Linked DNA regions of Homo sapiens: region 1 is linked to region 2. A link is a loop called in an ENCODE intact Hi-C map of the cell type or tissue named here. Cell type or tissue: left ventricle myocardium inferior. All regions are shown on one strand.

Region 1 (8,000 bases), 250 kb before region 2:
TGTTTCACCCAAAAGTTGTAACTGGCAAAATGTGCTCTTACTTTCCCTATGTTCTTATGTTATCTTTCCACATTCCATTAAAATATTACAGTATAACCACTGCTCTGTGAGAAGATAATAGACAAATCAACAAGGAGCTTCTTGAAGCCAGGGATTGTTCTATTCATTTTTGGATACACTGTATTATGTATAGTGTCTTGTACAGAATATGAGCTTAATAAACTGTTTACTAAAAGTGGGCAAAAATGACCAAGAGCTAGTTCATTTTAAATTAGTCATAAGAAGAATTCAAGCAGGAACTATTCAGATTCTCAAACAGGTGTTTCTCCTGGTAGCTATTAATATTATCTCTGGATTAGAGATGAATTTTACTATATCCTAATCCCTTTTTTTTTTCTTTTCTTTTTTTAGACGGAGTCTCACTCTGTCACCAGGCTGGAGTACAGTGGCATGATCTTGGTGCACTGCAACGTCTGCCTCCCAGGTTCAGGGGATTCTCTTCCCTCAGCCTCCCGAGTAAGCTGGGACTACAGGCACCTGCCACCATGCCTGGCTTATTTTTGTATTCTTAATAGAGATGGGGTTTTGCCATGTTGGCCAGTCTGGTCTGGAACTCCTGACCTCAGGTGATCTGCCTGCCTCAGCCTCCCAAAGTGCTGGGATTACAGGTGTGAGCCACCACGCTGGCCTTAATCCCTTTCTGAATCTTCTGAGGAGCCAACAGAAGGAGGCCTCTACATAGCCAGCCTGCTTGGCTGATTCAAATCCAAAATCCTGACCCTAGGCCTTATTAGGGAGCGACAAAGCATGTGGATTCTCAGACATTAGTTTGCCATTTTTCAATAACCATCCTTTACTGTCATAAGAAATAGTTTGTAAGAAAGTGAGATAATAAAAAAATGAGTGAGTGTAGAAGCTGAGGCAGGAAGAAACACTATCTTTATGGGAAACAGCATCTTCTTCAGAACCCAGATTTCCACTTTTAAGCCAGAATTACCCAGTTTTAGGACAAGGACACTCCCTCCCCACTCCTTATAAGAGCCTTCCTTATGAGAGCCTAACCCTACTGTACCTTCCTAGGCAAGGGTAGGAGGTACAATAAGGCAGTCAGTCCCTGGTTCTGTCACTGAGCAGTAAAGTAGTAAAATCTTTCTACTGCTAGAAAAAGCAGGATGGGGTGCCCTAGGGCCCCTTTAATAGCCCTGGTGAAGACAGGGCATGGGCACAGTAATCCTGACACAACAGCTCATGAGAAGAAAACCAGAGAAAGAATGGCTGATGTCTGAACGAAGCATGCGAGAAATGAGTTTTCTCCCCTGCCTTTGCCCAATCTTCAAGCTCAAGCCCAGAATGGCAGGATGTGATCCTGCTCCCCCAATACACACAGTCCCAGGTAAGACAAAGCTCTCTGTGACTTACAAATGGAACTTCTCCTCCCAAACAGGATTCAAGTTTCCAAAAATGGTCTTGGTACGCTTCTTAGTTTTGCTGACTTGCACAGTCACGTAAGGGTCACTGGATCCTGTTTTGTCCTTGGCTTGTAGGCCCTGGGCACACACCACTGCAACCCAAGCATGTATAGGAGGCTTCAGAGTCGTTCAGAAGCCCCCCACAACACTACTCATATGCTTTCCATCTTAGAGCAGTCTATGCTCCTTGCACAGATACCGTAATCCCATTCCTCCATATTTATTCTTTGTCCTGGGCCACCAGCCTTTCCCTTAAAGCCCAAGCATCCCATCTCCCTACCCAAGCCCTAACTGACCACTTATCTCTATATTGATCTTTACACCCTCTGATATATACATGCTTCAGCCCCACCCAGTTAGCAAACCACTGGTTAGCTACTCCCTGGTCCCCTGCCCTTCCCCTTCCCCCTCCCCCCACCTCTTATAATATCAAACTGTTAGCCAAGTCTACAGCGTTAGGTTGTTAGCAAATCCTTGTATTATGGTTCATGTTGTTTGCAGATAGCAATCTTGCCTCTCCGGCACCAGGGTCTAGGTAAGGAGAAGTGATTAATAAAGAGGCCTTTCCTTCCCAGTGATTTCCTTTTTCTTTCTCCCTAATCCCTTGCTCCCTCACGCTCAGGATGTTTCTTCCCCAGTCTCCTCCCCATAGCCCAGGCCTTCCTGTCCCCTCAAACTGTGGCCTGCTCACCAGTAATGGTGATCTTGGCTGACCATTTGGAGGTGCCATCCAGTACACTCTGCTTCACTGTTTTCATCTGCTGCACATGGGCAGCTTTGTTCACTGTGAAGACGTCCCGGATAACTTCAAAGATCTCTGGCTTATTTCGCTCTCGGATCTTCATGCGGTCCTTCATGGCCATGATAATGTTCTGGGTCCGGTCCTCAGCTCCATGTTTACAGCTCTTTTCTGCAGCCCCTGAAGGTGGCCAGGAACACAACAGGTCACCTACCAGACCAAGGGTTGAGCTGAGGAATGGGGCCTGGGAGAGGCTGCAGAGCAGTGGAGAAACTATGCAGCCAGCCTGGTTGCTAGTTCTCAGCAATTAAGCAAGGGCCCTCTGGCACCTGCACTTGCCACCCCTTCATGATGGATTTTGGCCAAGTCATTACTAGCATTTGTCTTCAGGCAGTCTTTTCAGAGCCCATCTCTTCCGCTGACTCTGTCCTACCTGTCTCTTCACGTCTAACCTAGCCTTGCCATTGGCACCAATTTGAGGCTCTTCAAAGGACATTTTCCATGAATAATTGCTCAAGGCCTCTCCCTGGTCCCCTTTTATATGTCATAGCTGTCCTTGGGATAATGAAGTACTTGTGGGTCTAGAGGTGACCTTCCCTTCTCCTAGCACAATCTTTAAAGCTTTCAGTGCTACAGCTTGGCTTGTGGGTAATACCTGGGAGGTCTGGAGGGCAGGAAAATAGTTTCCCACTTCCTTCACCCCTGCTTTTCCTGGGGTCCAGCCACAGTGAGTGCAAGGCCAGCAGGAGGGGAGCAAGGAGATATGAACTTTGAGCGCTACCATTTCCTCTAACAAGAACTTGTTGCTTTTCCTGCTCCTATTGTCCCCACTCCATCATGGCAGGACAAGTCATATATTTAGCCAAGGCCCTGGGGGTCTGGTATACTCTCCTCTTGGACCTCTACCAGATTCATTTGACATTTCTATTTCTGGCACTATTGTCTAAAAACAAGTAATGAATGCTGCCTTCCCTGAGTCCTAGATTCTAGGCTTTAGGAGGTTCCTCTGTGGGGCCTGGAACCCCACAAAACTCTATTTCTTTCCTCTCATTAGCCTCAGATCCTGATGCTTTTGTCATTTGGACAATAAGGCCGCTGTGCTGTATACACTACAAAGCTCAGTCTCTGGGATCAACTGAATCCTATAAGATTCTAGCTACACTACCACAGAAAGCTCAAAGAATTTTTCCTAAAGGTGCTTAAGAAGGTAGTGTAAGACCTGTTATTTGGAAAGGCAATGCCCCTTGATTCAGAATCCTACCTTCTCTGAAATGGATAGGGTTTCAGAATCAGGTGGACTGGGGGAATGATTGGTTCAGCCATCCCAGCTCTTTGCTGCAGACTATTTTGGAAAGCCCCTGCTGCCCCACTCCCCGCCCCTCATCCCGCAGGGCACTCACGCTGCAGGCAGTCAGCATTGAGCAGATCCTGGCACTTCTCATGGCACTTGACTCCACATTCGCTGCAGCGCATGCCCTGCCGGGCAATGCCCCAGAGCAGGCCTTCACACTCATAGCAGTAGGTTGGGGTAGTGGCCGTCCAGACCTCAAAGTTATGAGGAGTGGTGCACGAAATGGGGTAGATTAAGGCCTGCAGGGTTTTCTTATACACGTGGGATTTCTGAAAGACACATACCCCATCCCATGATTTTTGTTTTTTGTTTGTTTTGAGACAGAGTCTTGCTCTGTTGCCCAGGCTGGAGTGCAGTGGTATGATCTCGGCTCATTGCAACCTCCACCTCCCAGGTTCAAGCAATTCTCCTGCCTTGGCCCCCAAGTAGCTGGGATTACATGCACATGCTACCATGCCCAGCTAATTTTTGTATTTTTAGTAGAGACAGGGTTTCACCATGTTGGTCAGGCTTGTCTCGAACTCCTGACCTCAAGTGATCCACCTGCCTTGGCCTCCCAAAGTGCTGGGATTACAGGCATAAGCCAACATGCCTGGTCCCCATGACTTTTGGGTTCTGCAGGGAGATACCAGAACTGAGACCCTGTGGGACAATCAGGACCTTGATTTCGTGTCTCCTCTGGCAATGAAGAAGATGCTCTATCCTGGCCCAGCCCAGAGCCCAGCATAGCAGAATGAGGCCCACAATATAGTGTGCTTCTGGTTGTCCAACACAGGTTGGACCTGATGCTGGATCCGAGCCTTGTTCCAGCATTCACGCTTTCTAAGAAAACAGAAGGTACTAGGTCCATCATAAAACCTTGAGTTCAGTGGTCACACCCTTCAACATGAGACTTGGGCTTACTCTCTGATCTAGACTTGCTTAGAGTCTTTCCCAGTGTGGAAAACTAACACCTGATGCTATCTATCTTTTTCATCAGCAATGTGTGTCCAGCACTCTTGAATTCCCAGAATTCCCAATTATTAATAGCATGGCTACAGAGATGATCACCAGTCCTGAGGCCAGTGGACTTACGAAAGCACTTGGGACACTTACCAGCTCTTCGTCCTTAAGAGAAGTGCGTGTAGCCATTGCAGAAGTGATTCCTGCCTTCCGAGACTGGACCAGTGACTGTCAGGGAAGATCTGCTGTTAGCCCTGACCACTGCCAAGGGCTGGCAAAGTCTGGGGGAGGGAGCTTCAGTGACCAAAGCCACTTGACTATAGCTTACTACAGTACTTTCTATTTTTATTGTCACTCACAGCAACCGCCCTAACAGGTGACAAGTGTCCCAGGTTAAGATGCAAAACCCAAGGCCCTCAGGGGGCTGCTCTAACTATGTTAGAACAGCACTTTCTTCAGGGTATCTATCATCCAAAGAGTTTCTTTTTCTTTCACTCTTCTTAGTGTCCTACCCCACAGAAACTCCTTGTTTATGGGAAGGCAAAGGAAAATGAAAAGCTTAGAACTATAGTAGGAAACAGGTAATTAAGAATAATAGAGACACACAACTCTGTCAGAGTCACATTCAAGAGCCATTATGGAGAAAAATGATTCCATGCTAACCTCTATACCTTGGCACCTCCCCAAGCCCACATAATCCCTGGATGGCTGCAGAGGCCAGCAGGCCTACAAGTAGGGCACTTGGCAAGTGAAAAGGGCATTGAAGCCTCAGTCAAATCAAGCAGGACAGAGAGTTAAGTCTGAGAGCTGGGGCTGCCTTGCTAGCCACACTCTTGCATAGGGGGCCCCATGTATCTGCCAAGCCCAGAGAGTTAAGTCTGAGAGCTGGGGCTGCCTTGCTAGCCACACTCTTGCACAGGGGCCCCATGTATCTGCCAAGCCCAGAGAGTTAAGTCTGAGAGCTGGGGCTGCCTTGCTAGCCACACTCTTGCACAGGGCCCGATGTATATGCCAAGCCCAGAGAGTTAAGTCTGAGAGCTGGGGCTGCCTTGCTAGCCACACTCTTGCACAGGGCCCATGTATCTGCCAAGCACAGAGAGTTAAGTCTGAGAGCTGGGGCTGCCTTGCTAGCCACACTCTTGCACAGGGGCCCCATGTATCTGCCAAGCCCAGAGAGTTAAGTCTGAGAGCTGGGGCTGCCTTGCTAGCCACACTCTTGCACAGGGGCCCCATGTATCTGCCAAGCCCAGAGAGTTAAGTCTGAGAGCTGGGGCTGCCTTGCTAGCCACACTCTTGCACAGGGCCCCATGTATCTGCCAAGCCCAGAGAGTTAAGTCTGAGAGCTGGGGCTGCCTTGCTAGCCACACTCTTGCACAGGGCCCCATGTATCTGCCAAGCCCAGAGAGTTAAGTCTGAGAGCTGGGGCTGCCTTGCTAGCCACACTCTTGCACAGGGGCCCCATGTATCTGCCAAGCCCAGAGAGTTAAGTCTGAGAGCTGGGGCTGCCTTGCTAGCCACACTCTTGCACAGGGGCCCCATGTATCTGCCAAGCCCAGAGAGTTAAGTCTGAGAGCTGGGGCTGCCTTGCTAGCCACACTCTTGCACAGGGGCCCCATGTATCTGCCAAGCCCAGAGAGTTAAGTCTGAGAGCTGGGGCTGCCTTGCTAGCCACACTCTTGCACAGGGCCCCATGTATCTGCCAAGCCCAGAGAGTTAAGTCTGAGAGCTGGGGCTGCCTTGCTAGCCACACTCTTGCACAGGGGCCCCATGTATCTGCCAAGCCCAGAGAGTTAAGTCTGAGAGCTGGGGCTGCCTTGCTAGCCACACTCTTGCACAGGGCCCCATGTATCTGCCAAGCCCAGAGAGTTAAGTCTGAGAGCTGGGGCTGCCTTGCTAGCCACACTCTTGCACAGGGCCCCATGTATCTGCCAAGCACAGAGAGTTAAGTCTGAGAGCTGGGGCTGCCTTGCTAGCCACACTCTTGCACAGGGGCCCATGTATCTGCCAAGCCCAGAGAGTTAAGTCTGAGAGCTGGGGCTGCCTTGCTAGCCACACTCTTGCACAGGGCCCCATGTATCTGCCAAGCACAGAGAGTTAAGTCTGAGAGCTGGGGCTGCCTTGCTAGCCACACTCTTGCACAGGGCCCCATGTATCTGCCAAGCCCAGAGAGTTAAGTCTGAGAGCTGGGGCTGCCTTGCTAGCCACACTCTTGCACAGGGGCCCCATGTATCTGCCAAGCCCAGAGAGTTAAGTCTGAGAGCTGGGGCTGCCTTGCTAGCCACACTCTTGCACAGGGCCCCATGTATCTGCCAAGCACAGAGAGTTAAGTCTGAGAGCTGGGGCTGCCTTGCTAGCCACACTCTTGCACAGGGCCCATGTATCTGCCAAGCCCAGAGAGTTAAGTCTGAGAGCTGGGGCTGCCTTGCTAGCCACACTCTTGCACAGGGGCCCCATGTATCTGCCAAGCCCAGAGAGTTAAGTCTGAGAGCTGGGGCTGCCTTGCTAGCCACACTCTTGCACAGGGCCCCATGTATCTGCCAAGCACAGAGAGTTAAGTCTGAGAGCTGGGGCTGCCTTGCTAGCCACACTCTTGCACAGGGGCCCATGTATCTGCCAAGCCCAGAGAGTTAAGTCTGAGAGCTGGGGCTGCCTTGCTAGCCACACTCTTGCACAGGGGCCCCATGTATCTGCCAAGCCCAGAGAGTTAAGTCTGAGAGCTGGGGCTGCCTTGCTAGCCACACTCTTGCACAGGGGCCCCATGTATCTGCCAAGCCCAGAGAGTTAAGTCTGAGAGCTGGGGCTGCCTTGCTAGCCACACTCTTGCACAGGGGCCCCATGTATCTGCCAAGCCCAGAGAGTTAAGTCTGAGAGCTGGGGCTGCCTTGCTAGCCACACTCTTGCACAGGGCCCATGTATCTGCCAAGCCCAAGCTTTAGGGGCAGCCCCTGGAGAGGCACATGGTTTCCTAAAGGCAGAGGACGCTGAGAAGGCAGAAGTCATAATATCAGCCTAAGCAGGAGGAACAGCTGGGAAGGGCCCAAGTGATTTGGGATGAGGATTTTGTTTGTTTGTTTGTTTGTTTGGAGACAGAGTCTTGCACTGTCGCCCAGGCAGGAGTGCAGTGGTGCGATCTCAGCTCATTGCAACTTCCGCCTCCCGGGTTCAAGCGATTCTCCTGCCTCAGCCTCCCAAGTAGCTGAGATTACAGGTACTCGCCACCACGGCTGGCTAATTTTTTTGTATTTTTAGTAGAAACAGTGTTTCACTATGTTGGTCAGGCTAGTCTCGAACTCCTGACCTTGTGATCCGCCCGCCTCAGCCTCCCAAAGTGCTGGGATTACAGGCATGAGCCACTGCAACCAGCCAGGGATGCAGACTTTTAAAGAGGATGAGAAAGGGCTCTGGAGACACTCACCATAGCCTGCGTAGAGGACAGCAGAGAAAAGAACAACATGATGTTAAAGGCTCGAAAGGGCATGAAAACTTTCAGAGGCAACTG
Region 2 (8,000 bases):
CTGCACCTGGCCTATTATTTAATTTAATATAACTTAAGATTCTAAATTATGACAAGTTTGTTTACAAGTATTCAGCCCATTACATTCACCTAATTATTTTAATTGTTTACTTAGATTATTTATGAAAACTACAATAGACATGATTTAAAGTTATGAAATCACCATTGCAAAATTATAACTGAGACAGTGAAAAAGATATGACCTAGCTGACTCCATCCTGCTTCTAATCTCCAAACTGTCCTTGTTCATTCCCGGACTTTGGGAGGAAGTTAGTTTATAGTTTAGGTTTGAAACAAAGATAGTAACAGTCCTTTCCCAAAACAAAGCTCCTTAAGGCCCACGGACTAGTCTGCCTAAAGGCACAAGATTAGAAGTTATGGTAATTTACTAAATAATTCAAGATGTAGTTATTGTCATTAAACCAATATTAATGTTTTATTAAAAATTATACAAGCAAAAACATAGATCATTCTGTTTTGAGCTGGGTTTATAGTTTTGTAACCCCTATGCCAAATTTTGACATCTTATAGTATTTGGCAGGGATAAGTTTTGCTTGAAATTGCTTGATTCATAAATGCAAACAAAAATGTATCCTGGCCATTCTTAAGATATTTCTAATATTACTCTACCAATAATGTTTTCTTTTTCTTTTTTTTTTGAAACAGAGTTTCGCTCTTGTTGCCTAGGCTGGAGAGCAATGGCACGATCTCAGCTCACAGCAACCTCCGTCTTCCGGGTTCAAGCCATTCTCCTGCCTCAGCCTCCTGACTAGCTGGGATTACAGGCATGCGCCACCACACCCGGCTAATTTTGTATTTTTAGTAGAGATGGGGTTTCTCCATGTTTGTCAGGCTGGTCTCGAACTGTGGACCTCAGATAATCCGCCCGCCTCTGCCTCCCAAAGTGCTGGGATTACAGGCATGAGCCACCGAGCCCGGCCATACTTTACCAATAATGTTAAAGCTAGCTTATTTATTAAAGATTTTATTTAAGTTACATAAACTTGAAAAAGCATTTGATTAGTCTTTTCTTTTTTCCTGATAATGCATTTGATTTAAGCACTTTTATTTTTCTTTAAGCCAATTAATTAGAGCTCTTTTATACATTTTTAGTAGTGAAACATTGTGTATGTGACACATAAATACATAGACATATTTATAGATTCATAAAGACCCTCTTTTTTTCTATCTTAGACTTGCAGATTTTTGATAACCTGTTTCACAACCCTAAGTAGTTGGCAGCTAAATAGCCTTAAATTTGCATATTAAAGAGAACAACTTAGGTGAAAATTAAATAGCAAAATTTACATCATAAAGTCCAGAGAGGAAAAAGTCTAGTGGTGCTAGAGGGAGACACTTTTATTTTTCTTTGAGCCAGATCAAACATAAAACTATGAAAATTTATCATGAGATTGTCTAAGGAGACCAATTTTATTCAGATAGGGACTACCTATCTTTTAACTGAATCTCTGAGCTCCGGGCAGGGTCCACACTGAGTCCTGGTTCTCTAACAAAAGGGAAAAGCCAGGCGCGGTGGCTCACGCCTGTAATCCCAGCACTTTGGGAGGCCGAGGCGGGTGGATCATGAGGTCAGGGAGTCAAGACCAGCCTGACCGACATGGTGAAACCCCATCTCTACTAAAAATACAAAAGAAAATTAGCTTGGCGTGATGGCAGGTGCCTGTAATCCCAGCTACTCAAGAGGCTGAGGCAGGAGAATTGCTTGAATCCGGGAGGCGGAGGTTGCAGTGAGCCGAGATCGCGCAACTGCACTCCAGCCTGGGCGACAGAGCAAGACTCCATCTCAAAAAAATAAATAAATAAATAAAATAGAAAAGGGAAAAAACTCTGTTGCAACTATTTCAGTAAAAAAAAAAAAAATCAGGTGAAAACAGAATTCGGTCAACTGAGAAGAAAGAAAGAAAAAAAAACTTTTGCTCAAAAAAAAAATGACAAGGTCCTAGGAGAGAAAAACAAATAAGAAGCAAACAAACAAAACAAAGAAACAAAAACGTAAAGGCCTTTTAAATACAAACAACGCACACACATCTTGGATGTTAGCCTTTTAATTAAGCTGACTTTTAACCACTGAGGTCCTTAAAATTTTTTTTTTTAATTTTATTACCATAGTTCAGCTAGGACAAAATGCTGCTATTTCAGAAGTACAGCCATTACTCTTTCAGTTTGGTCTGGCTGGCAAAAAAGGTTGCCTCGTTATGTAAATAAAGCCTCTTTAGTAGTCAACATTAAAAATCTTTCCTCTTTTTTTTTTTTTCCTTTTGTTGGCTCTTTTCTTCCCACTTCAGAGGCCTTGTTCCCCATAATTTAGAGTTCCCCTTTGGATTTGACCAAGTCAAGACGTGTGTCAGACCCAAAATGTGCTGCTTGCAGGCCTAGCTTTTCAGGGCTCTTACCCCCTGAACCGGATCAGTCCAACCGTGTCATGGCAACCTGGCACAGTGTGTCAGGGGCTCAAGGTGCAGGAGGGGTCAGCTCCTTATATGCACCTGCCAGCTGAGATTAGACCCTAAGCATGTTCTTCTTAAGGGGAAACCTATTTAGAGCTGCTGCACATCTTAGGGAGTATTCCTCCCAGACACCCTCACATGGTTCTCAGTTGCCTGAGAATGCCCTGAAAGGCTGAAGGGAGCAAGGTGCTCTTATTTCTTCAGCATGGAAGATTCCACACTCATGAGTTAGAAGGTTTGGAGTTAGTCCAATTCAATAAGGGAAAGGACACACACACACACACACACACACACACACAAAGACATAAACAGACAACAAAACAGGCAAAACTAACAATGATCACAAAAATTATATGATTTCTGAGCGCTGTAAGTGTAAGCAGAAATTAACACCAACTGGTTGTTATTGCTAACTTTAGTTGTTTAAAAAGAATTTGCAAGACAGAATCCCAAATCAGTTATCTTACCTAGTGATGGGGCCCAAGCTGAAAACTGCTCTTTGCCAATGGAGAAACAGGCAGGCTCACCTTTCTTGATGGAAGTGAGTGGAAACTCCCCACAAAAAAGGAGTTTTATTAATGGCAATTAAATCTCAGGCCCCCAACTGAAAAACGTTGGAAGATCAGGGATCCCTGGAGGAAAGAAGTCCCAGACTTCAGCAATCGTCCTATCAGTTTGGGCTATAAGGTGCCCAAGCCAGTACCAAGCACCAATAGGCAAGCTGCTACAGGCCGGGTCACCTTCACTCAGGATCCCTCTGTGGCTACCAGATGTCAATCGAGAATAATGGTGAGACAAGTCCCACTCATTTTAGGAGGTTTATTTGCCAAAGTTAAGGACATGTTCCCATGACAGAGCCTCAGGAAGTCCTGACGACATATGCCCAAGGTGGTCAGAACACAGCTTAGTTTTATACATTTTAAGGAGATGTGAGACATCAATCAATATACAAAAGAAGTACATTGGTTCTGTCTAGAAAGGTGGGGATAACTCGAAGCAGGGAGAGGGCTTCCAGGTCACATGTAGGTGGAGAGAAAAATGGTTGCATTCTTTTGAGTTTCTGATGAAACTTTCCAAAGGAGGCAAACAGAATATGTGTGTATCTCAGTGAGCAAAGGGATGATTTTGAATAGAATGGGAGGCAGATTTGCCCTGTGCAGTTCCCAGCTAGAATTTTTCCTTTAGCTTAGTGATTTTGGGGGCCCAAGATATTTTCCTTTCACAATATTAAACACATTACAATTTAAGAAGCCTTGCAAATTTTTTGAACTAAAACTTTTTTCTGCTCTGCATATGTTTTGCCACCATCAGTTGTAACACAATTTAATAGATTTCCACTTCTGGTTGTACTGAACTAGTGTTTTCTCAACTTCTTTGAAAATATTTTCACCTGTAATTGTTTCATGCAGACTATTCATAGAGGCTAATTTACTTACTTCATATTCATCATTGAATTGTTGAATAAAAAACAGCTGAACAGTACTGGTAACACACATTCATCAAGAGCAAGGAAATCCACTTCAGATCATTGCTTTTTTTTTTTTTTTTTTTTTGAGATGGAGTGTCACTCACTCTATCACCCAAGCTGGAGTGCAATCGCAGGATCTCAGCTCACTGCAACTTCCACCTCCCGGGTTCAAGTGATTCTCCTGCCTCAGGCTCCTGAGTAGCTGGGATTACAGGTGACCACCACCATGCCCGGCTAATTTTTGTATTTTTAGTAGAGACGTGGTTTCACCATGTTGGCCAGGCTGGTCTTGCACTCCTGACCTCAAGTGATCCACCCGTCTCAGCCTCCCAAAGTGCTGGGATTACAGGTGCCTTCTCTTTTAACAGACTATTGCATTGCTCTTGGGGAAATGAAATAATCCTGCCGCAAAAAGATTCCTCCCTGTCAATATAGATGAGTGAGAGAATGTAATTTCTTATTGAGTAAGCAATAACAGATTACATGCATGTAAGGTAGCCTGAAAATGACTACAAGGTTAAGACAAAATTGCACATAACTTATACAGCAAAGCAGAAGAAAGAACAATATCTCCTCAAGGGACAAAGGACTGTGCCTCCTGAAAAATCTCCTGTGCGTCCAGCAAGAGACCCTTGTTTACATATCTAGAGGTCATTTGGCACACAACCTTGGAGTTACATCCGTATTGTAAAAACTGGAGTCTAGGCTTAATCCCTAGAGAGATTCCAAATATTAGAGTAAGGACCCAAATTTATTTTGTATCCAAGGAGTAACTCTAAGAACTCTAAGAGAGGAGTCTGGGTGCAGTGGCTCAGGCCTGTAATCCCAACACTTTGGGAGGCTGATCCCAGGAGTTTGAGACCAGCCCTGGGCAACATGGTGAGACCCCATCTCTACAAATTTTTTTTTTTTTTTTTTTTGAGACCAAGTCTTGGTCTGTCGCCCAGGCTGGAGTGCGATGGTGCGATCGCAGCTCAAGGCAACCTCCGCCTCCTGGGTTCAAGTGATTCCCCTGCTTCAGCCTCCCAAGTAGCTGGGATTACAGGCACGCACCATCATGCCCAGCTAATTTTTGTATTTTTAGTAGAGATGGGGTTTCACCATGTTGGCCAGGCTGGTCTCAACCCCCTGATTTCAAGTGATCCACCTGCCTTGGCCTCCCAAAGTGCTGGGATTACGGGCACAAGCCACTGCACCCAGCCAAAAAATAAATATATATATTTTTAATTAGCTGGGCTTAGTGGCACAGGGCTATCATCCCAGCTATTCAGGAAGCCGAGCCAAGTGGATCCCTTGAGCCTGGGAGGTTGAGTCTGCTGCAGTGAACCATGATTGTGCCACTGCACTCCAGTCTGGGTGACAGAGCAGGACCCTGACTCAAAAAAAAAAAAAAGAAAAAGAAAGGAAGAAAGAAAAGGAGAAAAAAATGAAAGGAGAGAGAGGAAATGGTTTATTTGCCCTTTATAAATGGAGAAAATAACTTTTATTTATCCTTACACTCCCAATGTCCTCAGCTCTACAAGCAACTGTTATCACCAAAAGGCAAATTGTCTTAAGCAAGCTTATTTTCCTTGGACACACTTTTTTGGCTGCTACAATCAATAATGTAGTCCAGGCGCGGTGGCTCACGCCTGTAATCCCAGCACTTTGGGAGGCCGAGGCGGGCGGATCATGAGGTCAGGAGATCAAGACCATGGTGAAACCCCGTCTCTACTAAAAAAAATACAAAAAAATTAGCTGGGCGCGGTGGCAGGTGCCTGTAGTCCCAGCTACTCTGGAGGCTGAGGCAGGAGAATGGCGTGAACCCAGGAGGCGGAGTTTGCAGTGAGCCGAGATTGCACCACTGCACCCCAGCTTGGGTGACAGAGCAAGACTCCGTCTCAAAAAAAAAAAAAAATCAATAATGTATTTGGGGCTAGTTTACCAACAAATATTAAGACGGGATTCTTTAATTGCTCAAACCATTCTGGGCGCTAAACTGGTGTTCACTGGGGTTTGGAATAAACAGATACAAAGGGTATGCTTGTACTTTGCAGCCTGATACCTGTAGGCTAGTGGCCTGTAATTCCAAATCATGAGAGGGTGCAACAGGGCAGGTATCAAGTGTTCTTATGCCTTTTACAGCCTCTCCTGAGGCAAAATTGAGGCCTCTCCTTAGTGACACATATTTATAATTCTGCTCCATTTGAAATACAGCCTCCCAAGTAGAGGGGACTACAGGTGCGTGCAACCATGCAGCTAATTTTTTTAATTTTTTATAGAGATGAGGTCTCACTATATTGCCCAAGCTGGTCTCAAACTCCTGGGCTCAGATGACCCTCCCAGTTCAGCCTCCCAAAGTGCTGGGATTACAGTTGTCAACCACCCTGCCCAGCAAAAGTGACCCTTTTTGATATGCAAATATAACTCCTAGAAGAAATGTGTGTGGAGAAATTACTTGGTGTGATTAAGTACTGGGAATAGAGAGACGTGGGTGAGAATAATAAGAAAAGGGGTAAAAAATATTAAAACCACCTTTGCAAAATTATGACACACATTGAAAGAGATCGAACTTAATCAACTCCATCTTGCTTCTAACCTCCAAGCTCTGCTTGTTCATTCCTGGGTGTAGGCTGAACTAACTTTGAGAGAAACTTAGTTTATAGTTTAAAACAAAGATGGTAACAGCCCTTTCCCAAAGCAGACCTCCTTCTTGCCTGGGTACTAGATTGCCTTTGTAGGACTAACATTAGCCACAAGATCAGAAATCATGGTTTAGGAGTCATGCAGCTGGAGATTAAAAGATTCTGACCCTCCCTAAACTGCTCCTAAGATCAGTGCTTGAGATATTTTGCAGACCCTGCACTTGATGGATCAGCTGGCACCACCCAGATGGATAAACTGGCTCATCTGATCTTGTGGCTCCACCCAGGAACGGACTCAGTGCAAGAGGACAGCTTTGACTCCCTGTGATTTCATCCCTGACCAGTCAGCACACCCAGCTCACTGGCTTCCCCCTGCCCATCAAGTTGTCCTTAAAACTCTGCTCCCAGAATATTTGGGGAGGCTGATTTGAGTAATAATAAAACTCCAGTCTCCCACACAGCTGGCTCTGTGTGAATTACTCTTTCTCTATTGCAGTTCCCCTGTTTTGAGAAATCTGCTCTGTCTAGGCAGCGGACAAAGAGAACCTCTTGGAAAGTTATATTATGGAATGGCTGAAGGACTTTTAAAAATATTTAAAGAGGCTGGGCACCGTGGCTCATGCCTATAATCCTAGCACTTTGGGAGGCCAAGGCAGGCGGATCATGAGGTCAGGAGTTCGAGACCAATCTGGCCAACATGGTGAAACCCCGTCTCTACTAAAAATACAAAAATTAGCTGGGCGTGGTGGCGGGCACCTGTAATCCCAGCTACTTGGGAGGCCGAGGCAGGAGAATTGCTTGAACCCAGGAGGCAGAGGTTGCAGTGAGCCTAGATCGTGCCACTGCACTCCAGCCTGGGTGACAGAGCAAGACTCTATCTCGGAAAACAAACAAACAAATAAAATATATTTAAAGAATGGCCGGGTGCAGTGGCTCATGCCTGTAATCCTAGCACTTTGAGAGGTCTAGGTGGGTGGAATACTTGAGGCCAGGAGTTCGAGACCAGCCTGGCCAACATGGCGAAACCCCCATCTCTACTAAAAATACAAAAAATTAGCTGGGTGTGGTGGTAGGCACCTGTAATCCCAGATACTCAGGAGCCTGAGGCAGGAGAATCACTTGAACCCAGAAGGTGGGGGTTGCAGTGAGCTGGAATCACACCACTGCATTCCAACCTAGGCAACAGAGCGTGATTCTGTCTCAAAAAAAAGCCATATTTTTTATATCTATTTTATATATATATAAAATATATATATAAATAAAATATATATACACACACATATTTAAAGAACATTGATGTCCAAATATTCAATTTTGACTTGTTTATATAGGTATATTTTTTCCTTATATTACCCCCAAATATTCGGTAATGCCTGCTACTCATACAGATGCCTTCCATAAGAAATTTGGGGAGGGCAGGAAATAAAGAAATAATTATATT

What was found. Peaks named below come from ENCODE experiments on the same cell type or tissue, not always from the same donor. Only the 100,000 strongest peaks of a DNase experiment are listed, where the experiment ranks them.
Region 1: a loop joins it to region 2, with 3 times the contacts of the local background. A loop is called at or near these places in 27 of 110 quality-filtered maps.

The regions. Positions count from the first base shown.
Region 1 is chr9:35,371,856-35,379,855 of GRCh38, reverse strand. It overlaps UNC13B (unc-13 homolog B), which reads right to left. Exons shown (of 40, transcript NM_001371189.2): 14 at 4,655-4,729; 15 at 3,609-3,828; 16 at 2,161-2,388; 17 at 1,420-1,561. Among named protein-coding and RNA genes, the nearest start is that of RUSC2, 110 kb to the left of the region's middle. RefSeq lists an enhancer at 6,033-6,585. In left ventricle myocardium inferior, no CTCF peak of the experiment used is centred here; no DNase peak of the experiment used is centred here.
Region 2 is chr9:35,121,776-35,129,775 of GRCh38, reverse strand. No RefSeq gene overlaps it. Among named protein-coding and RNA genes, the nearest start is that of ATOSB, 9.9 kb to the right of the region's middle. In left ventricle myocardium inferior, no CTCF peak of the experiment used is centred here; no DNase peak of the experiment used is centred here.